2 separate regions of the Mus musculus genome follow, and region 2 is linked to region 1. A link is a loop called in an ENCODE intact Hi-C map of the cell type or tissue named here. Cell type or tissue: left cerebral cortex. All regions are shown on one strand. Each heading gives the region's core, and the rest is flanking DNA. Links, peaks and the distances in the headings are about the cores only.

Region 1 (12,641 bases), core at 1,556-9,555:
GTGTAGAGCAGTCCCCGGGAGCGTCAGCCCCATCCACTGGTTAGCTTGAAGAGCCAGAAGACGTTTATTTGCTCCATCCGACTCATCTGAGTTGTAAAAGCTAATTCATCTCTCACAAGCCATTTCCAAGAAAACGGGTGAAGTCCTTACATTGAAAAGAGCAAACTACAGGAGGGTGTGGAGAGAGGAGATATCAAATAAGACTAAAGTATAAGAGTGTGTGTGTGTGTGTGTGTGTGTGTGTGTGTGTGTGAGAGAGAGAGAGACAGACAGACAGACAGACAGACAGACAGAGACAGAGAGAGACAGAGTAAGGGCATAAGAATGTTGGAATCTCACTATCCTCTACTATCAGAGTCACCTAGAGGCGAACACCAGATTGGGAGCACTAGAGAAAGGGCGAATAAAGAATTCAACTCACTTTTTGAGGACGGTATTTTTGGTTAATTGGGAGCTATAGTGAGTTCAAGAAAAAGAATTAGGGGTTGCAGTTGATCTGTTAGTCCAAGCAAGACACGGTAGTAGTTTCAGAAGGAGTCAGAGTCATAAAAGGGAAAGGTGGGCAGGTTAAAAATATGTCTGAGTCAAGTAATCAACGCAAGGCTAAGCACAGCATTGCAAGCGGGGAAGAGATACGAGATTTCGACAAAGTCTCTGACTTATTTAACTGCATTGTGGTTGCTGTTCAATGAGGTAAGAAACATCAGAAAGCACAGATGGGTGATTGCAGGCTCACTCTCAAAATGCTGATTTCAAGACATCCAAATGGTGAAGTCAGGTATTCCATTTGCAGCTGGTAGGAAACAGACGTGACTTTTGTATTTAAATGTGATGCATGGAAACAGAGGGGAAAGTTGGGCCTGACTAAAGGCACACTCCTTTTAATGGAAGCACTTGTGAAGCAGAGGCAGAAAGATATTGGTCAGGTCAAGGTCAGCCTGGTTTACATACTGAGTTTCCCCAGGCTAGTTAGGTAACACACAGTGAGCTCTTGTCTCGGGTAAGAAAAAGGGGGGAGGAGGAGGAGGAGGAGGAGGAGGAGGAGGAGGAGGAGGAGGAGGAGGAGGAGGAGGAGGAGGAGAGGAGGGGAGAAAAAGGAGGAGGAGAGGGAGGAAGAGGAGGAGGAGGAGTGGAAAGAAGTGCTTGGCTTAGCTAGGGTTATATCGTTAGGAGAGAGAATACAATGTGAGAGGAAACAAGGTCCTGGGACCACATGTAGTGGCCAAGAAGGTGAACCTCTAGAGAAACATGAGGGAAATCCAGGCACAGAAAAATTGCAGAATGGCATCAACCCCAGAGCCTTTTCCAAACATTAATTCCTCCCTTGGTCCTGTTTCTTGAGCATTTGCACACAAGGTTTGAAATAGACCACCAATTTCTGGAAGAAAAAAAAAAAATCTGTTTTCCTTCAGGCCTTGGCTATTTCAGCATGACAGCTTTTGGCCTTGACTAAGCCTGTAGCCCCTGGAGATCCCAAGCTGCCCTCTGTGTTAAGAATCCTCGCAGCCAGAAGGCCATATGCAGCCCCAGACCTTACCATGGGTCACTATAAAGACATAGCCCTGGGCTTCGCAGTCTCTAAGACAACCAGAGACCTGGGTTCCTCTGCCCACCGTGCCTCCATTTCCTATGGTCCTGTAAGGAAGGCAGAGCCATATAGATAATACAAGCCTCAGTGTGCCAGCTACTCTCTGCCCTTGATTCTATGTCCCTGCACTTGGCTGCATGCAGCCAGCTCACCAGACTATTACATCTGCTCCCAGTATTGATGCGACATGCAGCAATTTGCTTTGAAAATCAACGTCTGAGGATTGGAGGGTTTGTCTGAAGTGCAGACCCGGCGCTCTGCTGAAAGGGTACAGCTGACTCACAACGCTTTCGTTTGTTTGGTTTACCCAGTCAGACGCACGCACCCCACCGGCCCTGCCCAGCATGCATGATCTGTGAGTCTCCTCTGGAGTTTGATTTGGGAGGATAATAAGCTACACAAAGGAGCAGATAACCAGAGGGGCTTACTTGCTGTCTGAAGGGTTTATATTTAGCTTGTGACTGGGCAGCTGTCAGGATGTGGCAATCACCCTTGGGAAACATAGTCCTGGGGGAACACAAAGGCGGGGCAGGACTAGGACAGGAAGAGGATATGGAGGGTTTAAACTGTTTAGGGACACAGGAAAGAGGACCAGACCAAATGTACCATATAAGCTATTATCTGGGGACAGTATTTTGGATACTTGAAGCACAGAATACAGACACAGCGAACACAAAATAGTGAACAAGAGGCATTTTCCCCAATGTTCTGTAAATGGCCCGCACAGAGAAATTCGAGGTCCCTTTGTCTTTCCTTCCCAGCTACACTCTATGATGAGCAGCCAGCAGAGCAGGTGGCTCCAAAAGCCTGTGTTCGCATGCAGATCTCATATGAGCTCAGAAGCCATCTCCCCTTGCTAAACAATGGAAATGCTGGAAAAGATAATCTGAAAGACATCAAAATTCTTCCCCAGCAAAGACAAGGAGAGTAACCTGAAGGGCACAGGTGGGGTCAACAGGAACCTGCCCATTATAGATGCCTGGGTCAGTTATCACAGGATGCTCTGCACTTGTTAAAGGTTCAGGGCTGATGCCATCCAAAACAAACAAACAAACAAAAACAGTGGTCAATGTTTTTTATTTAATTTAATTACATTTCTCCCCTCCCTTTCCTACCTCCAAGCCCTCCCCACTCTCCCTCAAATCTATGTCCTCTTTTTCACTAATTGTCATTACATGTATTAGATAGATAGATAGATAGATAGATAGATAGATAGATAGATAGATAGATAGATAGATTGATAGATAGATAGATAGATAGATAGATAGATAGATAGATAGATAGATAGATAGATAGATAGAACGTATTCAGGAATGCAACCTGTTTAGCTAGTCTGATTAATTGTATGTGTGTTTACAGGGCTGGCAGTGTGGCACTTGGCAACCATCTGGTATGCTCTTCCCTGGGGAGGTCCACCCCATCCCACTCTCTGCTTTATTCAGGTGCCTAGAGCTCTTTATGTGGGGCTGAGACTTCATGGGCTTTCCCCTATCCAATCTGTCATGTCCACTGGTGCCATCCTTGTTCAGCTCACACTTGGACAGTCTTAGTGGTGAGACTTCATGAGTACAGCTTCTGATATTACTAGGAGACACAATCTTAGATCAAAGTCCCTGATCCCCTGGCTCTTGCAATCTTTCTGCCCCCTCTTCACAATGCTCTCTCAGCCTTACACGTGGGAGGATTTTGTAGATGTATCCACAGGGACTGGAGTCCACAAACCTGCACTTTGATTGGCTGAGGGTTTTTTGTAGTGGTCTCCATATGTTCCAAACAGCACTTTCCTTGATGTAAAGACTACAGTTACCTGTAGGTATAAGAACAAATGTTTTTCGATTTTTAGGGAGTGTGCTGGTTTAGTAAATTAATGGTTCTAGACTCTTCTCCAGTTAACCAAGACTCTAACCAGCACTGAGTCTTTAGCTAGATTAGGCTAGCTAGTAGTTAGCTGTATTAGACATGAATTCCTTCTTGTTGAGCCTTGGACTTGTCTTAAATCCAACTGGAGACCTGATGGTTACTGCCAAGGCATGTGTGCCACTACTGCCCCCTTAGGGTTACCACGCCATGCTGGTTGTTGATGCGGCTCATTCGTGTTATAGTTAGATGGGACTGTTGCTCGCTTCCCTCCTTCGGAAACTTGCATGGTGCCTTCTGGTTCCGTGAAAGCTAGTGTTCAGGCCGGGCCGCTCAGGTCAGCTCCAGCTCAGAGGCCTCCGGGGCCTGTTTCTGAAATGCATCATGTCTTCAACAATAAGGATTTACTTTGATGGAAGTAATTTTTAAAGAGAGAAATGGTGCTACTCTCTGTTAGTCTTTAGTTACAATGTCCTGCTAAGTGAAATGGCAATGGGGCAGAAAGTGGCCGCTTACCGTCAACCAGGCAGCTGAGAAACGTGAAGAATGGTCACTCAGAGCTAGACAGCAGCAAGCACAGGCAAGGCAAGGACTCATCTCCCTTGTGCCAACCCCTCCCCTCTGCATTCCGGGACAGTGAGCCTGAGACACTGAGGCTGCCAGAGGAGAGAGAGAGAGAGAGAGAGAGAGAGAGAGAGAGAGAGAGAGAGAGAGAAAGTTTTACTTAAGCTTGGGTGTTTTGTTTGTTTGAGTTTTGTTTTGTCTGGTTAGTTGGTTGATTGGTTGGCTGTTTCTCTTGGTTTTTTTGTTTGTTTGTTTCTTTCTTTCTTTCTTTCTTTCTTTCTTTCTTTCTTTCTTTCTTCCTTTCTTTCTTTGAGACATGGCCTTACTCCATAGCACCCTGGCTGTCCTGAAACTCACTATGCAGAATAAGCTGATCTCAAACCCACAGAGATCTGCCTGCCTCTCCCTCCTGAATGCTGGGATTAAAAGCTTTACATAAGTTAGTTTTGTTTTTGCTTTTTTTCGCATCACTTGCTTTTTGTTTTGATCTTTTTAACTTCATGGTGTTTCATGGATGAGACTATAGAAAGAGAGCCAAGCCACCATCTTGCCCCGATGTGGGATAGCCAGAAGTGCAGATAGTCTCATAGGTCCGTGGGTTCCTAAACTCTTTGGAGTATCTTTTAAGAATAAAAAAAAGTCAAAGTTTTGAGCAAAAGCTCTACCACATGGCATTGTATGGAAATAGTCTTGCCTGGCCATAAATACGATCTATGACAAGGCAAAAAAAAAAAAAAAAAAAAAAAAAAAAACCCTTCTAGACCAGCGCTTCTTCTCAAACTGTGGGTCAAATGATCTATTCATAGGGATTGATATCAGATATCCTGCATACCCAATATTTATACTATGATTCATAACATTAGCAAAATTACAGTTATGAAGTAGCCACAAAATAATTGCATGGTTGGCGTCACCACATGAGGAGCTGTACTAAAGGGTCACAGCATTAGGGAGGCTGAGAACCCCTGACCCAGCCATGCCTTGCTCCCAGTGGACTTTCATATCTACTCCATTCCAGGCAGGCAGCCTGGGCTGGCTCAGTAAGTTCTGGTTCAGGATAAGGAAGGAGTTGATGTGGATTTCAAGACAGCGTCAACGATCACAGATGCTCACTAACTTCTGCTCGCAGACCTCACTACCATCAAAGGGTGCAGACAGACACAGAGTGAGTAGAAAGAGCCAAAAAAAATACCTCACTCACCTCTTACCAAGCTTCTACCTGAGGTTTTTTTTTGTTCTTGTGTGTAAAGTGCGGCCGCCTGTAGAAGTACGTAGATCCCAGTGTGGGGATGAAGGAGCGGATTTAAATGCCTCATGGGAAGGAGTCTATAGAAACCACGTCTGCCATCTTTGCCCTTTGCCTCTTGGATTTAGAAAGGATGATGATGCCCCATCATCTCGCCTTTTGTGAAGAAGACATTTAAGCCCAGGGAGAGGTAGTGGGTTAGGCTTCTTACAAAAGGTCACACACTGTCTTGGAAGCGGAGGCTGAGGTCTTACAATTCCCAAGAACTTCTTTAAGAACTATGAAAGGTTAATTCTTATCCGAGATGCCTCTTGCTTTGTTTCATAGGCAGTAAGATCCTACATCAAAAGTCCTAAGAAATTTCTTTTCGGGCACTTTGGTGCATGAGATCATCAGAGTAAGTAGGCACGCAGTGCATCCAAGATGAGATACAGAGATGTGAGATTCAGAACTTGAACTGTGCCAGCCTCACAAGCCCTGTTGTCTTGCTACCTGCCGGCTTCTTTTGCTGGCTTTCTTTAGTCCTTTGCTTTGGTGCTCCTGCCCCCTAGTGGCCAAGAACTGTACTGCAGCCACTCTCTGTGGCCCACTCATTAGGCAAAAAGGAGATAAGTCCTTGCAGGGCCACTGTATCTTTGTCTATAAAAACAAACCTCGCTGTGATTTAAAATAAAACAACAACAACAAACCACAAACAGATAACCCAGCAGTATCCACAAAAACATAGCTGGGAAGACAGCTGAAGCTGAGTACCAAAGATTCTAGTTTGAAAAATAACAAGTGTATATCTGACTTAAGGACGGTGGAATGAGGGGAATTCTGGGAAGTTGTGCAGGGGAGCCTAGGATAACTTAAAAATATCAGATGATGGCAGTGTCTTAGTACATTCCAATGAACACCAAGAGAAACACTCAGAGCCTTGTCTCCCTCCCTATCCTTGCACCCATTGGCCTCCATCCTCACACCGGACCTGCCCTCACTTGGCCTCTTAGTCCTGCCAGACCAAAGCCCAGAACTCCCACAGGCCATGGGCTCATCCCTGTGTCTATGAGAGAGAACATGCTAATTTTCATTCTGTTGCCGTGATAAAACAATGACCAAAAGGAACTTAGGAAGGAAAAAGATATCATCTGGCTTATGCTTATCACAGTCATGGGGGAAAAAAAAACAAGAACAAAAACTACAACACCATAAAGATAGGAACTCAAGCAGAGATCATGGAGGAACGCTGCTACCTCATCTACCCTTCATATATCTCCAAGGACTACCTGCTTAGGGATAGCGGCAGCCACAGCAGACTCGGCCCTTTCTATATCAATAAATATGCCATACAGTCATGTCCACGAAATAGTACGATAGAGAAAATTGCTCAATTGGAGTGCTTCCTTTCTAGGAGACTGTCAAGCTGACAAAACTAACCAGCATGAGCCAGATAATTCCCAGCTCCAAGTGAGTCATGAAGACCAGAGGCCACGCCCTCCAGAGGTCACGCCCTCTTGAGGTCACGCCCTCCTGAGGAAGATCCAGGAGCATTCTCTGGGCATAGATGCCTGGGAAGAATCACTAGACACACAAATTCAAGAGTGGCGCTGTGGAGTAAGCGACCTTCAAGGATGTCACAGCTATTTTTTCTCATTCCATTATGATGTAAGGATTTGTAGGCTGGGGAGACTGAGGTGGGAAAAGCCTGGAAAGCTCCCTAGAGTGAATCCCACCGTAATTCCTTCCAAGAAGCATAAACAGGGGCCAGTGCAGCAACACCCAGAAAGCCTGTAACCCCAGCACTCGAGAGCTGAAAGCAGGTCAGCCTCAGCTACATAGCAAGTTTGGGGTCAGCCTGGATTGCATGAGACCCTGCCTATAAACAAACCAGAAACAAAAAGCCAGCATGCCACATAAGAGCCTTCAACCCGTTCTGGAGAAGAAGGCGTGACATCTACAGCCCTAGAAAGCAAGCAATGACTTTGACCCTCTGGAAGCCACAGGACATAAAATGACTGGCATTTGATAACACCACTAAAATGGAACATTTCTATTCCCAAAAAGACGGATACTGTCAATAAGATTCCTTTTTTTTTTTTTTTAATCTGATTAAACTTTCTCTTTTGCTGCTTCTTTGTATCTCTGGTTGAAATGGAGCAGGATGCAGGTTACCATGGTGACGGCTTTTTTTTTTTTTTTAAACAGAGCTCAGGAGCTCTGGCTGTTGGCTGTAAGACCCCAAGCAGGAAATGGGGATATCAGGGTGAGCAGAGGATGAGAGGGACAAGAAAGAAAGGCGCAGGACTCATCCCAGGGTGCTGTAACTTCTCCAACTTGTTCTGTGACACAAGAATGGGAGTCAAGACTCAGCTGCCTCATTGGATGAAGGAAGCAGAGGCCAAATGTGTGTGGGAAACGTACACATCTTAACCTTTCCTTACTTGCTCCTTTTTGTGGCAAATAGACATCTGCTTTTGCACCCCTTCCCACTCTTAGTGGACACCTTCCACCCAAGTTTTGGAAAGCCCACCAAAAACCTAATCCAAAGAGGCATGATAAAAAGTTAAAAGTACTGAAAGCAAGAGCCCCATCCCGACCCCCACCCCCAGGAATTTTCAATGGAAGGGAATTTGAGGTTGCCAGTCCCATTGTTATCAATTCAAGCAGCTTTTGCCTCACATGCCTTTTCTGGTTTCTTCAAGCCCATCTAAGAACAGAAAACAGAGAGTCTTCGAGAGGCTAGGGCTCCCCATGGAAACCTGACAATCAGACATGGGTCAGAGAAATGACTGACAAGAGAGGAAAGGAGTTGCTGAGAGAAGTTCCCAGGGCCCTTCCAAATTCCAGGCCAGGGAGATAGGAAAATGGAATGGATAAAGCCAGAGAAAAATCGCTGATACAAAACCTGTTGGGGGGTGTGGGGTGGCTGGAGAGATGGCTCAGTGGCCTTCCAGAAGTCCTGAGTTCAATTCCCAGCAACCACATGGTGGCTCACAAACATCTGTAATGGAATCTGATGCCCTCTTCTCTTGTGTCCAAAGAGAGCAACAGTATATTCACACATAATAAATAAATCTTTCAAAAAAAATCTGTTTTGGATTCTCAAACACTGATGGCAGCCAGCTGGGGCAGGGGTTGGTACCACTGGCTGCTTTGGTGACCTTGTCCCCACAGACCGCAAGAAGGACATTTATTCATACTAGATCATAAGATTCCTTGCCTCTGCTTCAGGAGCTGTGGAGAAGGGTTGATGCAATCTATCCAGCCCTCTTCACTTGAACTTTGGAAGTGTGTTGCAATACCAAGGCAAGAATATCAATAATAACATGGGCTGAGTGCTTGCATGGACATTGTTCAGGGTCAGTCTGAAAATGATCCCATAACTTAGAAAAGCAGCTTGCCCATGCACTCATGATCACCACCATGAGACTCAACATGTATATTTGACATTGGTGTCTAGAGTGTGGCCTCCCGTCCCCAAATGCTTGTTCAGGTGTCCTATACTTGTATGCTCTGATGTTGGAGTCTTACTGAAGCCAGTTTAATGAGGACCTAGAGGTCCCCATGAGCAAGTGACAAGGTAGACTCTCACTCCCAGAAATTTTTAATTGCATGGTAGAAAGTAGGAGCCAGGATTGACCCCTAACTCAGAAAGGAACATGACAAGAAGCCCCAAGAAAGGCTCATAAAGACACAATCAGTTCGTTGCTACCCTAGCCCCAGAGTTACCATGGCAACAAAGTCTCTGATGCCCATCCTCAGTCCCTGTTCCTGATCTGCATAGCCTGCTGCCTACTTCACACTTCCTCTTTTAGCATCTTCTTGAGCTCAGGAACTTCACAGTTCTCTATAGTATCTGCAGGTCAAGAGCCATTCTTGAACAAGCAGAGACACACAGCCAACTCTAAGCAGCCCCAGCCCTCCTCAAAGCAGCGGGAACTGCTTGGGTTTCATGCTTTCTGTCTCCCTTTTCCCAGTCTCTGAATCTAGTATTGCCTTCTGCTCATATATATATCATACCTACTCTGTCTCCTTCAAGCACCTGGGAACTGTGCTCGCTAGAGCAGGCTGAGCCACACATGCTGGAGGAATTCAACTCTTAGACCAGATTGTAAGAAGACGTGTGCTGCTGGGCAATAACTAGAGCACCATGGGCTGCATAAGATAATAGAATAATAGACAGGGGTCTTCATTTGGAAGATGTAACAAGGTGGGTTTCTATGGGTACAGGCATGTATATTATCATGTTCTGAAGCCATGGTGTCATCAGACAGACTGGCTCACAATTCTGGGTGGCCAAAGTGTATAGTTGGTTGGCCTAGTGCTACTTGTATCCTAATGCTAATATTGGGTCCCCAAAACCTGGTTGTCCCAAAGATAAGAGAGTCCTCATGTAGACCCAAGTGACACTGTGTGATCTTGTTATTTTTGATTGGTGAATAACTATGCCAACAGCCAATAGCTGGGCAGAAGAGACATACGTGGGGTTTAGGATTCCCAGGCTTGGAATCAGAGGAGAACCAGGAGGGAGAAGAGGTGAAAGAGGAAGGAGAAGCAGCCATGGTTTAGCTGAGCCATAAAAACATGGCCCTGAGAGCTGGCCAATAGGAGTTAAGAACAGCCCAGATAAAATATAGTAAGTAATAACTTGGGGTTATCGATAGGAAAGAAGACTCTAATAGCATAGAGCTCTGCCCAGTTCTTATGCTGTTTCAGGCTTAATGAAAATATAAAGGTTGCTTGTGTGTCTTTTATCTGGGAACTGAATGATCAAGGCAGGGTAGAAACCCCAGAATGGGATTTAAAATTTCTACAAGTGTGAGCTGCTGTGCACATCATTTGCTGTTGTGGGATCTCTGCTATGCCAACAGGATTGTTTAAAGTTTAATCCTAGTTTTTTAAAAAAAAATCAGTTCCCAGGGTACTGGGCAGCAGCAGTTCTGTTGTGTCAGAATTACACAACAGAATTACAGCATTCCTAGGCTCACGGGACCAAGTTCCTGAAACCTAATGGGAACTGGCTCTACTGACTGCTCTCTTACCTTTCTTCACACTCATATTCTGCCATGTCATTGTCAAATCTCATCTCTAGGGTAACTGTTCTCAAACTTAAGGATGCCTCAGATGGAACAATTTTGTAGAACCCCTCAGTGGTGGACTCACCCCCAAATTTTCTCATCTGGTGAGTCCAAGGTGGACCTAGAAATGGAGTTTCCAGATGCCCTGTGGCTGTCTGAGGCTCTCACTGTGAAAATCATTGCTCTACACAGACATCCACACTCCTTTGACCATCCTTTCCACGTGACAGCCCCCAGGCATCTATGACCTCATAGTCAGTCTCCTGGGGGCTCTAGCTCACCACGTGAAACTTTTAAATACCTTCTCTTTACAGAGAACAGGTATTCCCACAGACTACCTCAGGTAGTAGGAGGTACTTCAATGGTGGACCTAAGATGAACCTCAAGTGAAGCGTCAGGAAGCTTCCAGGGGAAAGCAGAGCTGGCAAAGCAACTCTGTTTCTTCTGAAATGAATAGAGAAGCCATCATTGCTTCAGCAAACCCAGGTTGACCTTCAGTAAACTCCACCTCTTTTATTGTTTCTACTGTAGCTAAGGGTTCCTGCTTCCTCATTCTTGTTCCTGTTTGTCTTAACGTTTCCGTACTCCTTTATCCTGCCCCTCTAACAGCCTGGCCTCCTCCAGAGAACAATTCAGTTTATAGATCTGTCACGCACTACCTGATTTTCAATCATTTTCCCACTTTCAAATTCCCCAAAGAGAGGATCAGTGTGTATGCCCTGTCTCCATTTAGAGAAAGCTCTTCAAAGCAGCTTCCAGATTGGGGATTAGTTAAGCCTTAGTGAGCGGTGAGAGGATGGACCTTATGGAATGGTGTCCACCTTTGATGGTGGGAGAAGCTTTAGTCTGCTGACCCCCAATGCCTTGCATTCTAACTCCATTCAAAAACACCCAGCTACCTTTACCACTGTGCACAAAAGAGCTCAGATGCCACATATGTGCTCCATGTAATGCAGTTGGGTTGTGGCGTTTACTCAGCCTATATCCTGGGAATCTGTCATCCTACTGTAGGCATGTGGTCTGTGGAGAGACGCTGAGCAAGCAGCACCTTCCTCCTTCTGACTTTCCTTGTTCTATTGATGAGGAAGGACAAAGACCACTTTGTGTAGATAGCTGGATCCCCACAATGGCTTCCCACTGAACTTCAGCCACAGGAAGCCCTAAGCCTGCCACTTCTCCCTTTCCATGCTGTGCCAAAAGAAAAGGAAAAAGAAATGGAACCCAATAGGTAGTAGGTTTTACAATTTTTCATAAAACAGTTCATCTTGTTTAATTTAGCCTATCACCCAAGTCTGTTGAGATCTTCTGGAACATGAATGATATCTTTCTCCAGCTTATTTGATAAATTGTTCAAACCCCATCAGGGGCCATCTGCCCATGGAAGGGAAGTTAAATGTTTAACTTATCTTTTCAGGGCTGACGTGAAGGTGGATTTAGATGGCTCATTTCCATGAGCTCCTTTGTAGCACTTGAGGAACAGTTGCTCCATAGTTTTGAGACATTATTGTAGACTAAGATACTGATCTTACACATGTATTAATCCATTGTGTTCGAGGCAAGGAAAACCAGATAGTCGTGTCATGAAGGTAGCTAAACCATTAGCTGCTGTTTAGTGAACAATCATTTTAAGTTACGGATGCTTTAATATATTATTTTTAAAGATTTATTTACCTATTTTATGTATGTGAGTACACAGTCACTCTTTTTAGACACACCAGAATTAGAGCATCAGATTCCATTGCAAATGGTTGTGAGCCACCATGTGGTTGCTGGGAATTGAACTCAGGACCTCTGGAAGAGCAGCCAGTGCTCTCAACAGCTGAGCCATCTCTCCAGCCCCATATATTGTTTATAATCCTTAATAACCTAAGGACATTTGGTTGATTGGTTGGTTGGTTGGTTGGTTGGTTGGTTGGTTGGTTGGTTTCTCTTGTTTTCTTTGACTTTTCAAGACAAGGTCTCACTGCGTTTAAGATGAGCCTTGACTCGACCAAGTTGTCCAGGCTGGTCATAAACTCACAGTAATAATTCTAACTCAACAACCTAGGTACTAGGATTACAGACATGGACCACCACACATAGCTCTTTTGTCTGTTTGTTTGGAGATAGGATTTCAAAATACATGTTGAATATATGTGTATATATTCACATATATATGAAATAATAAATATATATTGTTCAGCCACTCAGATGCTAGGATTACAGATGTGCAGTACCTGGTCCAACAAAAGGTATGTTTTATTGTCTCTTTTTTATGGAGATGAAACACCTGCATTCATAAAGGGTTATTGACTTCTCAATATCTAACCACTAGAGTGTGATTGAA
Region 2 (12,505 bases), core at 1-8,000, 1.2 Mb before region 1:
GTTACACAATGAATTCAAAGGTTCTTTTTTATTTAGTATGCAAATTTTTAAATATCAAAACTCCTTCCATTTCGTTTCCATACATTTTTTATTTTGATTTTTTGGATGTTCTTTTAAGATATTTAGGAAAGGAAGATACATAAATCATTTATTATGTTATTTATATTTTTATGAGTGTATTGATTTCCCTTAAGATGTATGAAGCAATGAAGATTCATTCAAACCTTTATTTTCTTTAACTTTGGTCATTTCTGGGTTTAGACATAGTAGAAGTGTTGGGAAAAGCCAACACGATGTAAGATGCACTCTAGATATAAGGTGGCATCGTGTTTTAAGACACAACTACTTAAGGGCAAAGCAGAGGTCAGAAATGAGTTTTTTTCACTTTCTGGAATAAGACTTTATTTTCAACCTTCTGTAGAGGAACGGTCATTCCTGTTCTTTCTGTTTGGGGCTATAGTCTTTCAGTATTATTATTCTAGCTTTCAACCACATAGGGATGCACTTCCTATAACTTGTGTTTCTATACCAACCGGTCTATTATCTATGCAGAATTAATCGTGTTTTATGTAATGACCAGCATGACACCTTCAAATCCTCAGAGAGAAGCAGTTTCTATCTTAGAAAAAATTACACTTGCTGACAAATCTCAGTGAAAGCTCTGACCTTGAATGAAAAGCTTAAGTAGGTACAGGGTGTAAAATTAAGAAAGGGAAATAAACCTATATACTTTATATTTAAATTTTAGTATTCTTTTTGTTTCACTTGTACATAGTTATATGGTTAATAAATAAATGTGAGCAAAATAATGGTGTTTTAAACCGGAATTCACTTCTTTGACAGGGATGCCAAATATAATCTATTTTCACCTCAGAAACAAATGCTGTTTTGCAAATAATTAATTTTGTATAAGCAAAATTCAGACCACTTCCTTTTTTCTTAATTTTATAAAATTTTATTTAAAACTTGCAGATATATAACACACCATACACCAAATTAACCACAGTCAATAGAAGGGACTAAGGAAGGACTGAATGTAAATAATGGCCACTTTAAAGATGCAAAGTTAATTTATTTTTCTAGTACTGATTCTTTCATGGATAAATGCATAAAAGATATTCAATACTGAAAGTATAAACTTTAATGTGACTCTTCACTGCTTCTGTTTGAATGCCTATCCTAACTGTATGGACATTAACTGAGTTGTATATACTTTCAAAGACTGCTTTTCTGATAAAGTTTTAACTTGATAGTTATACGTAAAATTTCTCTATGGCACTAAATATATGGAATTTATTTCCACAAGACCATTTTTCATTTCATTAAATTAAACATTAATCCATTCATGTCACACAGATTAAGAGCTTATTCTCATTTGGCAAAATTAAACACCTTGTTGTTTTATTTTATTTCTTAAATCAAGTTCTCAGTGAGTTTGTGACTTCCTGCGTGTCTCATTGGCAGATGACAGTAGTAAGGTAAAAGCAAGATCGGCTTTCAGAAAGTAAATACTTGTAAAAATTCAATGTCACAAAAACAAATACCATCCATCATCTTTCAAGGACACTGGAAGGTCGTGTTGATAAAGACAAAGAGATGTGAACACATCTAGGGATTCAGGAAACTCTCCATAGAGAAAACTCTTAGGGGGGAAGCAGTGAAATTAGGAAAGAAAAGATGATAAGTTAGAGAAACAACAGAAGGTGATTAGACTGCTAACACAGCCCTCAGAATCCCGGGTATCTGTTACCTTTATCTGTGCGTGTGGTGTGTTTCCACAGCTTATGTAAAACACAAGAAATTGTTTAAGCTTATGAATCTTGCTGTCAGCAATTGTTTGAATTGGAATGCAAATACCAAAGAGATCAGCCCCTTCCCAAACAAAACCAGCCCTGTTATTCCATTTGGAATGGGAATCTTTCTTTACTGTGATTTTGTAATCAGGCTCATCTTCAACCTTACATCTAATTTCCTATTTAAATTACAACTGCCACAGAACTCAGGAGAGGAACTAAGATGACTTTGGGAGTGAATAAATACTAATAACAACACAGAATGCCCTAGACTGAATACTCATTTTTGAAGAGAAATGTCAGTTACTGAACCTGCTTTTGATTCCACATGAACAACTCTGTAATAAAACACTGTGCACTAACTCCATCTACAGGTCATTATAATAGTAACACTCCATATAATTTTTCAAAAATCACTGATCACTTAACTCCTGAAATTAAGAGTATCAGACTGTAATATGCATCTTCTTCTTCCGATATTTGTTTATGCGATAATACTAAAAAGTAACACAGCCAGCATCTCATTTTAAACCAATCCTCAGAAATGTCTGCCTTTCCAGATGATTCCATAGCTCTGATTTTTACTCATAAAGATTCACTTCCTATTACACTTCAAGGAGTTTAGGATTTTATTATATGCTGAACACCTTTTAGTAAGGCACAAGAATAGACTAGACAAAAAACTATTAAAGTAGAGAACAATATAAAATATTTGATCATTTAGATAAATGCTATTACAATCTCATGTTCTTTATTGGATCATTAGAAAATACATTTATTAGTTCAACTTACTGAAATTGATTCACAACATTTCTTCTTGATATTAATACTAAATGAGCAAAATTTAATTTTTATCTAGTATTTTACAGCAATCATCTGGTATATTCTATCTCTATTGATTTTATTAACCATGGTTTAAAACACAATATACATGTGTTTCTAGTCATGTGGCATTCACGTTATAAATATTATTTTAACTTATTTTTATTCTAAAATATTATTTTAACTTCCATGCTTTTGTGAGTTACTCTATGATTTTGCAAATAGTTAGAAAATTTCCTATTGAAAACTTAACTTATAACTATCTAGTAACTTTTCCCATAAATTAGGAAATTATATATTTTTTGCTCAGTTACAAATGAAAACTAAAAAGTTGTTTCAGACTTAAGAGTTGAATTCATACATTTCCTAGTTTAAATTTAAAAGTAAAGCTTGTTAAGTGTATTCTCGTGAGCATCCAAACAAGAAAGTTATTTTCATGTTCTATTCTTCTTTAGTCTTAGCTGAAATTTTATTGCAGTAAAGTTTTCTGAATTCCCTTAGTCATGAATTCATCCATGGACAATTTTCTTCCCCCTGATGGAATAAATAAAAAATTACAGAAATTGTCATGCAGATTTTAAAGAAAATGCCCCCACCTTCTTCCCGACAGTGTGCTCAGAATGAGGGTCCAGGCCCAAAGATAGTCAGAGAGACCCCGACTTTTCTTCATCACGGGCTTGCACAGCTGAAAAGTGGAATAAGTAGAGATCAGTGTGTCTTGCAAGAAACATCAGGTTATAACCACTAGGGCTGACTGAGGCAGTTCCGATGAATGCTTTGAAGTCAGGAAATGACCTCACTGGAATATGACACTCATTGGAAGCAATGGAAACCTGGCCCATCCACTCCCCACCTTCCGTACCACCTTTCCATTCAGAAATGTACCAGAATTTTAATTTATCCTATAAAACTTGAAATGGTTTCAGGTGACAAAATTACTCTAGAGTAGCCTTTGCATTTCTATTACTTGCTGATTTATTCAAAACGACCTTTCTGATTCGGGTCCCTGTGGTGGAATCTGTACTGAAAGGTTTAAACTTGGTGTCTCTAAAAGGAGGGCATGTGGTTACGTGGGATCTAGTAGACTAACACCTCTGTTGACAAAATGCATCCCTGAATTCTGGAGATACCTTGATTTCAGAAGCAACTGTATCTGCCTCTTTATAAAAACCATTGGAAACACACTGTTGAATGCCAGAGTCGTGCTTCTCCTCTGTGGTTGTTAAATATGCTCACTAATGTTTCTGTGAAGCTAAAGGATACACTTTAAAGTCAGGCCATGTGCTGGGCTCTCTCTCTCTCTCTCTCTCTCTCTCTCTCTCTCTCTCCCTCTCCCTCTCCCTCTCCCTCTCCCTCTCCCTCTCCCTCTCCCTCTCCCTCTCCCTCTCTCTCTCCCTCTCCCCCTCTCTCTCTCCCTCTCTCTCTCTCTCTCTCTCTCTCTCTCTCTCTCTCTCTCTCTCTCACACACACACACACACACACACACACACACATCAATGCACACAAACATACCCACACATATCTTGTAAGCGTCCTTTAATTTCTTCCAGGGTGCTGCTAGAAAACACTTTGTCTCCAACAGATGGAAGCTTAAGTGGTTTGCTTCGCATGAAAAGGAGGGTATATTTATTCCCACTTAGGTAAATTGCAATCAATCATTATCTGATTGTTGAACTTGGATATGGTAGGAGGATACTGGAGGAATAAATGTGTATGGAACAGAAGAGTTATAGAAATGTCTATGTGTGTGTGTTATACATTCACATAATTATGTGTATATACATAATTATTAAGCCAAATTTTAAAATCCTGAGCACTACCTGGCTAAAAAGCAGATGTAGTTACTTAAATGCACTGAAATTAATCCTGGTCCTACTATGAAAACTATTACATGTATTTTATTTTCCCACTTTCTCGATTCTTAACTCCTTAGTAGGGTCAACCGTGAATAGATGGAAGCTTTATAAAACCCAGGGTTTTTTTTTGTTTTTTTTTTTTTTTTTTTTTTTACATTAAGCATTCTCTAGGTCCATGTGGTATGTATGCCTTTAAATACATCAACAAAATGCTTTCTACACTCTCCCGGATCATTCCAATCAGTAAGAACCATCACACACAGCCATGTAAGCAGGGAAGCAGAATTCATTTAGAATGAAATTATGTAGAGATAAGCACCGTGAGCTTCCTCATAGTGTTCTCTTAAATGTAGTGACCGGTTTTGACACACAGGAGTAGACTATGACAGGGTATCTTGGATAAATATCATTATGTGAAAATATTGCATCCAAATGGCACAATGGTAATTCTTTCTTTAAAGCATGTTTTAACATCTGTTTTGAAGAGGAAACAACTTCTCTTAACCCTATTAATCGCCACTGATTCTAGAAAAGGAAAGAAAGTCTTGAATGGGTGAGAGAATGAGATTCCCATGGCAAGACACCATAGCTCTTGCACTCTTCTCATATTTGCAGAAAAACAAACCTGCCGTGGCACTTCAGTTGTGGAGGAAGAAAGTTTCTTGCGAATACAAACAGAACAGTTGAAAGGCAGCACGAAGCTGTCTCTTGCCCCCTTTCCACCTCCATCCTTCCCCTCTCTAGAAGCATGCTCCACTACCCACCTCCCCTGCCACCCAGAGCAAGTAAGTTCAGCTTCTCATTTCCAGAATGGGAGAGACCCCTACACCAGAGGGCATTTCAGCTGTGGTGGCTGGAAAGGGGAGAAGAGACGTGTTCAAGCAGGGTGAGCCAGTCTTCCCTAGAATGGAGCAGGGTGACAGGTTTTTGGTCCTAACCTCTTAACTTTAGCTGATGGCAACCCCCAGAGCCACTCCCCAACTCACCGCAGCTCCCCTTGGACAGAAAAAAAGAAGAGGAAAAGAAAAGAAAAAAGAGAGAAAGGAAAAAAAAGAAGAAGAAAGAGAGATCAAAACAACATGTCACCACCCACCCCTCAGGGTACATTCTAATCTTCCTTAAAGAGGAGAGCAGGAAGAGAGAGAGAGAGCGAGAGAGAAAAATCTACTCCTATAAGGCTGCAGTTTTCACCCTGAAAGAAGAAAACATTCCTTGTTTCTACCTGCTCCCAGCTTCAGCTCCTGTCCTGCTCCTGCTCGCTTCCCTGCTAGAACATCTCTGCCTCTCCAGCTAGGACAAAGGCAGGTTGCAAGCACTGGGCGATCGTGGTCCGAAGTCTCACTTACCTCGGGGCCCCCTCTGGGCACCGGATCGCTCCAGACCCGGGAGAAAAGTGTGGGAGAGAGGATCGCGGTGAGTCGGAGCTGCGCGAGTCTGCGAGCGCGGGCGCGCCGGGCGGAGGGCGTCCTCGCGCCGCGCTCACTCACACGGTCTGAGGCATCATGGACTCTGCGTGCTCCTGCACTGGAGATTTCATACCCAAATTTGCTTCCCAATATCCAATCTGCAGCTATACAACAAAAGATTTCTCTGTACCAAGACAGTAGTAATACGTCCCAGCGCAAACCGGATGTGAAATAGGCGGTGACTTCATGCCAGAGAGATTTTATTTTAGAAAGGAAGGTGGTACCAGCCACTGGATCTGGACACCAATCCGCCCATTTTTTATATGCAGCGCAATTTAACTTGCACTCTGGCCCTAATCCCCATCTCTGTAGCTGCCGGCTCAAATCCTTCTTCAATCTGCTGCAAGCATTCCTCTATTTTGGGGGGGAAGGGGGACTGAAAAATGGGGGAAGGGAAGGGTAGAAAGGGTTAGAGATGGGGGCCACTCTTAGGATCTTTTCTCTCTTGATATTTATGAGCATACTCTTCTAAGGTGTGCTCATTAAAGCACAACCGATCCTTGTAACTCTGCTACCTCTGATCAAATATTTAACCACTGCATTCATATGAATGAACGCAAGCTAGGAAGCAGGGAGATGTAGGCTTACACGTGTGGAGAGCGCTCTGTCCTCGACTTGCTCTCCCTCGCACACTCCCACACATATGGCTAAATCCCTGCTTGTTGCAGAACCAGGACGAGTGAGGGACAGTAGGAAGAACCCTGTTTGCTAGGGAACGGCCCCTGGGCTTAGAGTCCTTCATACTTTGTCAGATTCCGAGTGCTTTGCATCCCGCCTTTCATCTACAGCATAGAGGACAGCCAGACAGGCTTCGCAAACGGGTTTTTAACCTTTGCGTGCGTTGTCCTGAAAAAGCACAGACTCCCTTAACTCTGAATTTTGCAAGGTTTTCGAACACGGAATATTTAACTTCGCATAAATCATTTCTGGGTTTGAGAGGCACATCTCCATTTCCGGAAACATGCCTTTGCCTTGAACTCCATCGTTTTCGGTTCAGAAAAATGGGGGGGGGGGAATTTTTAGAAGTCAGTGGGGGGAAAGCTTCTACTTTGTTTTTTCTTCTCTGTCCTCTTTTCTTACCTTCCCTGAGAGTTCTTCACCCACAGATAACTATACATGCAGGATGTGTGTGTGTGTTTGTGTGTGTGTTTGTGTGTGTGTGTGTGTGTGTGTGTGTGTGTTCGACATGTTCCTGAGGGATTTTCAGGGACTGAGCAATGACTGTGGTTCCTTGCTGGGTTTTTGTGAATGGCTTCTAGCTCAGGTCATGGGTGCTGTCTTCCTCAGGGTGCTAGTAGACAATGGCCAGCACCTCCAAGAGCTGCTTTTCAGCACTTTAAAACCACATGGGGAGGAGGTGCTGAAAAATATGAGGCATCCTTATGCCATTCATATTTCTGGTAGATGAAGTCTGAATTTGGGTAAACCCGCTGACCATTTTCTTCTAGTGGACTTCTGGCCGAGGAGAAATTTAAAATAGAGGCTGAGTGTTGTCCAAAACATTAAAGGGGGGGGGGGGGGGGACTAATTAGCCAGCACCAAACACTCCTGTGTTTAGCATTCTACAAGTTGTTCTTGGCGTATGCTGCAAGGAAATCAGTTTATAAGATGAAACCTTAAGCTATGCAGTTGCAATGACGTGGCCTTCACAGTCAAGGACCACATTCATAATGTGACTTTGTTCTCTGGCTTTTGGGGGGTGAATTGCTGACAAGGAATTTTCAAGATAAGCGTTTGGAAGGTGGGGTTGAGGACTGACTCGAGGCATCTCTCTTTAAACAGTAATAATTGCCCGCAAAGCACACAACAAGGGTCGATGCACTCTCAAATACCAGCGAATACTGCCATTCCCTTGTGTGGCAGAGCTCCATTTATCAATTAGTTACTTGTTCACTGGGCAGCTTGTAAAGCAAGACTAACTTTACTGAAGTCCTGAAGCCCCAAGTTACCAACTATAAAGCACTTTCTCATCTCTCCAGTCTGCTAACTTTCCATAGTTTCAATGCCATAAAAAAACAAAACAAAACAAAAAACCAAAAAACCAATAGTCATAAAATATAACATTTTTTTTAAAATGTCTTTCCTTCTCCTGACAAAATTGTTGTAACTTCTTTTACAGTTCTCAACAAATTGGGGGAAATTTTGGCTTTTTCCTCTCATGTCACACAACTAAATCTCTCTATTGATTAGATTTTGCAAACACTTGGCTCTGAAATTTTATTATTTGAGAAAACTCTCTGAGAACAATTTCAATCATGTACTGCTTTATGTACCACTATAGCTACATGTAACTCTACAGCATTTCCATACCCTAGAAAAATACATGAAGAATTATGGAGCTAGAGTGTTAATGCAGAAATGAGAATGCCCCTTAAAATAAAATACAACATAGAGCAGATTGCATATACATTACATATTACATATACATCATTCTCATAAAATATATTATTTAAAATACCAATAACTTGACAATTCCCAAAACATTACCCAACATTGTAAACAATTAATGAATTTATAGTTTCCCATCTGAGATATTAATATATCCACATATTTCTAGATATTAAAACACAAAAATTAATAAAAAGAAAACTATTTTATAATGTCCCATTCTATTAATGATTTTTGACAGCTGCTGGCATTACAGTTTTCCTGTTACATCTGGAATAAATCCTTTCAAAGTGTGTATACCTGACAAAATAACTTATTGAAATAGCAAAAATTATGATTTCTAACATTTCTGAGTGTTTACTTTGTAAAATTATATCCCAATTGTTTAGCATAGCACATTCAACTTCTTTCTTAAAACAAATCTTAATATGGCCGTTTTACAAATCTTTCATATTCGTGGCTTACAAACATCAAAACATTTGCCCAAGGTCATTTGGATCATGAGTTATCAATTTTAGTATGGAATCTAAATTTCAGAATTCAGGTTCACTTGTTCATTCATACTTACTCACAACTGTTTCTTCACTGCGAGTTCCTGTGCCCCTACAAATGTGCCCCTACACATATATTTGGCCATTTAGGTTAGTCACAGATATCAATGCACATTTTAATTTCAAAACTATAGAAATTTATCTAGTATTAAAAGTTAACAAAAGATTGGGGAGTAAGTAAATATTTATAACAAGAGTATTTAGTTTGAAGACAAGTGTGCTGAGAACATACAATTTCACTTTTATTTCAGATTTTTATTGTTATTTACCATCTTTCTCATGAAACCAGTGGCCAATATCCCCAATACCAATAGTTTTCAGCAGGAGGGCTCTGAAGTCAAACCTAGAATCAGAGATGCTAGGCAGGCCAAATACCTTCGTCTCTAGTGTTACAGTCTGGTACACATTGCTTTTTCTGTCATTTTAAATGGCAGAAAGCCCTGACCTAATTGAACCCATGACACTGAATCTACTCAACAGAAAACTGCTTTTACTTTATCAACTAGAAGTGTAGTTAGTGAGAGAAAAATAATGAATGTTCTCACTCGTTCAGTGACGTTTTTAACATTTACAAATATCTGAGTAAAAATAAAACATAAATGAAAATAAACCAGCTTTATTGACATTCAAAAAAAGATAGTGGCATGGCTCAGATATATGTGGGCTGAAAATAATTCTCAATATTAACATGTGGCTAGTAATCCATAATAATAAGTGTAAAGGTTGTTACTTGAATAGCTATAATTATCAATATATAAATGAATGGCTTTATACAGTATTCTCAAATTTACTAATTTCACTAGTATATAATACAGACCACCTTACTTAGTGAACCATATAAGTATATTGTACAGAATATCCCTTCTTGTATAATTGATACTGAATTAAAAAATAATTTTTAAAATGGGAAAATTTTGTGCTTTAATTGAGATACATTTGCCATCCAAGATAGTATCTTTTATTTCCAGGATAGATGCACAGTTTGCACACACACACACACGCACACACACACACATACACACACACAGACACACACACATATAGATATATAGATATATAGATATATAGAGAGATAGAGAGATAGGTAGGTAGGTAGATAGATAGATAGACAGACAGACAGACAGACAGACAGACAGACAGACAGATAGATAGATAGATAGATAGATGATAGATGATAGATAGATAGAGATAGATAGAGATACAGATATATATATATATATATATATATATATATATATATATATATATATATACCATGTAGCAGCTCTATGGCAGGGTATATTACCAAGGTTCTCCAAACTTCATTAATTGAAATTTTCAAGCACAGTTATAGTACCCCACATTTAAGTTGCAGCATTGTGTGGGAAAATATCACATCTGACTCTTTTCTTGGAAACATAAATTGTTTCTAATGACTGCACATTTGTTTTCTCTTTATCCCTTACTGTATTTGTTTGCTGTAATTTGGTATGTCTTGTAAAAGCCTCAATATATCTTTTTTAGGAATAGGTTTTTCCTCATAGTTCTGAAAGTATAAGGCCTCATAGAATCCTCCTAGCACGTAGTCTATCCATAGCTATTTCATGCAAACATAGATTTTTCCAAGAATATACTTAAAATACCGTCTTTTATGTGTAATTAAAAAATAACATATACACATGTGCAGGAGCCATGAGCAATTTAATAGTTATTTAAGTAGGGCACTCTTGAGGTTCCCTCTGTTGATAATTTTCAATACAGTGACTCACACATCATAACCTGGATTCACCCATGTTCTTTAAAAGACTTTTCACAGATGTTAAATCCAGCAACTCAAGTAGATTAAATTCAGATTTATTTAGAATTGAATGAAGTGATAAGCTGAGAGCAAGAAGTAATTTTATTCATTTAAAAATAAATAGTCTTCATATTGCCCAAACTCTGAAGAAGGGTTTTCTGCTTTGTAGATTCACTTGGCAATTTGAAGACAATGAGATAAGTCAGAAAGAAGGTATGAAAATAGACAATTATTAAAATATCTACTCTGCATGACATTTTAAAATGCAATTTCAGACCCATGCTAAATGACCTGAATGAAGAAACATACATTATTAGTAGAACAGTATTAAGATAAAACCAAATGAGAACACATTTTAACTGTAGATATGGATGCACATCTATTTCTCTTTGTTGTTTTTTAGGCAAGTGAGATAAATAAATACTCAGTTGTCTGTATTAAGTGTTTATTATCCAGGGGGGAAAGTTTAGGGTTTTCACTTACCAGAAATAGTAAGGGGAAATTATAGACAAGCCGGTTTCAAGAGACTACACTTGGTTTATGTAGGGTCTTCTGGTAGGATTATGATAGGTCTGTTTTACAGTATCCCAAGACTTGAATGTGCTGTTATTATCCTGCTGGACATCTCAGTTTATATATTTGTCCACAATGACCTGAGCATTACAGCTGCATTTGAAAAACTGCTCATCATGCCCTGGTCACAGGATTTGTGGAGAGGATATGCAATGGAAGGATTTACAGAGAACAAAGATCAAGAATTAAGACACTAATACCCCATCTGTTCAATAGCTCTCAGTTCTTGATGCTTACAATAATTTTTGCTTTGTGGAGTGAAATGAAAACAAGTGTGTGGATGTGGATGCCTTTTTATTAAAATTGTACATAAATACATCCAACTATAACTAAAGGCCCATGTTAACTGTGGGGAGTGTGAATTAGATTTTTCTTACTATAATTTTCATCCATACAACTCAAGATCACTGTTACCCCACTCCTTGTCCCCTATGACATTCCTGCCCCTCACCCTCTCCCTTTATCCTCTGAGATGGTGGAGGCCTCCCCTGGATATTTCCCCACCCTGACACACCAAGTTTCTGCAGGTCTAGTAGCATCTTTTCCCACTGAGGCCACAAAGTATCCCACTTACAGGAACGGATTCCACAGACAGGCAACAGCATTAGGGACAGGTAGTCACACTCTCAAAGAAACCTTATTTCCCTTTTCATGACATCCATCATTCAGCATGAGTTGCATAGATATGAGTGGGACTTTGCAACCACCCCTCTCTAATATTTTTCTGGCCTGAGTTTGCACAGACATTGTGAATCCTGACTCACCAGTGTGAATTTTTACACTCACTGCTCTGTCGTTTCTGAAAAACATGGTGTCTAGCATTCTTGCTTACAGATTACCTTTACTGCTTGTAAAGATGATAGCCATTGAAACACACAGAGTGAGAGACTGAGAGTTGTTCAGTGGGCTTGCTGTGGGTCTCTATTCATATTTAGTATTCTGATCCACATATGGTAGCCCATTCTCAACCACTTTTAAGAAAAGAACAGAATGAGTTTCAAAATGATAGTTTAGCTCATAGAAATGATTAGCTCGTCAATAGGAGCAATACCATGCCCGATATTGAAAAAAGGGTTATCCCAATATAATATTTTTCAATATTTATTATTTTTTGTTTATTTATTTATATTCCCATTGTCCCCTTCAGTCCCCCTCCCACAATTTCTTATCCCATTACTTCTCCCCCTTGCCTCTGAAAGGGTGCTCCCCCCTCCTTTAAGGACTCCCCCTTCCTTGGGGTCTCAAGTCTCTTGAGGATTCACGGCATCTTCTCCCACTA

What was found. A loop is a pair of places that touch in the nucleus more often than their neighbours do. Peaks named below come from ENCODE experiments on the same cell type or tissue, not always from the same donor. Only the 100,000 strongest peaks of a DNase experiment are listed, where the experiment ranks them.
Region 2: it touches region 1 in a loop (5-fold over the local background); 4 of 42 quality-filtered maps call a loop at or near these places.

The regions. Positions count from the first base shown.
Region 1 is chr11:43,342,998-43,355,638 of GRCm38, forward strand. No RefSeq gene overlaps it. Among named protein-coding and RNA genes, the nearest start is that of Mir146, 25 kb to the right of the region's middle. In left cerebral cortex, for the core only: CTCF peaks have their summits at 5,815 (motif pointing left) and 6,822; DNase peaks (open chromatin) are centred at 1,849, 5,790, 6,824, 7,152 and 2 more places; H3K27ac peaks cover 1,825 bases.
Region 2 is chr11:42,176,349-42,188,853 of GRCm38, forward strand. It overlaps Gabra1 (gamma-aminobutyric acid (GABA) A receptor, subunit alpha 1), which reads right to left and starts at 6,582. Exons shown (of 10, transcript NM_010250.5): 1 at 5,818-6,582; 2 at 3,212-3,300. The coding sequence starts at 3,285. In left cerebral cortex, for the core only: CTCF peaks have their summits at 2,169 (motif pointing left) and 3,348; DNase peaks (open chromatin) are centred at 1,955, 3,411, 3,736, 4,191 and 5 more places; H3K4me3 peaks cover 5,841 bases; H3K27ac peaks cover 4,254 bases.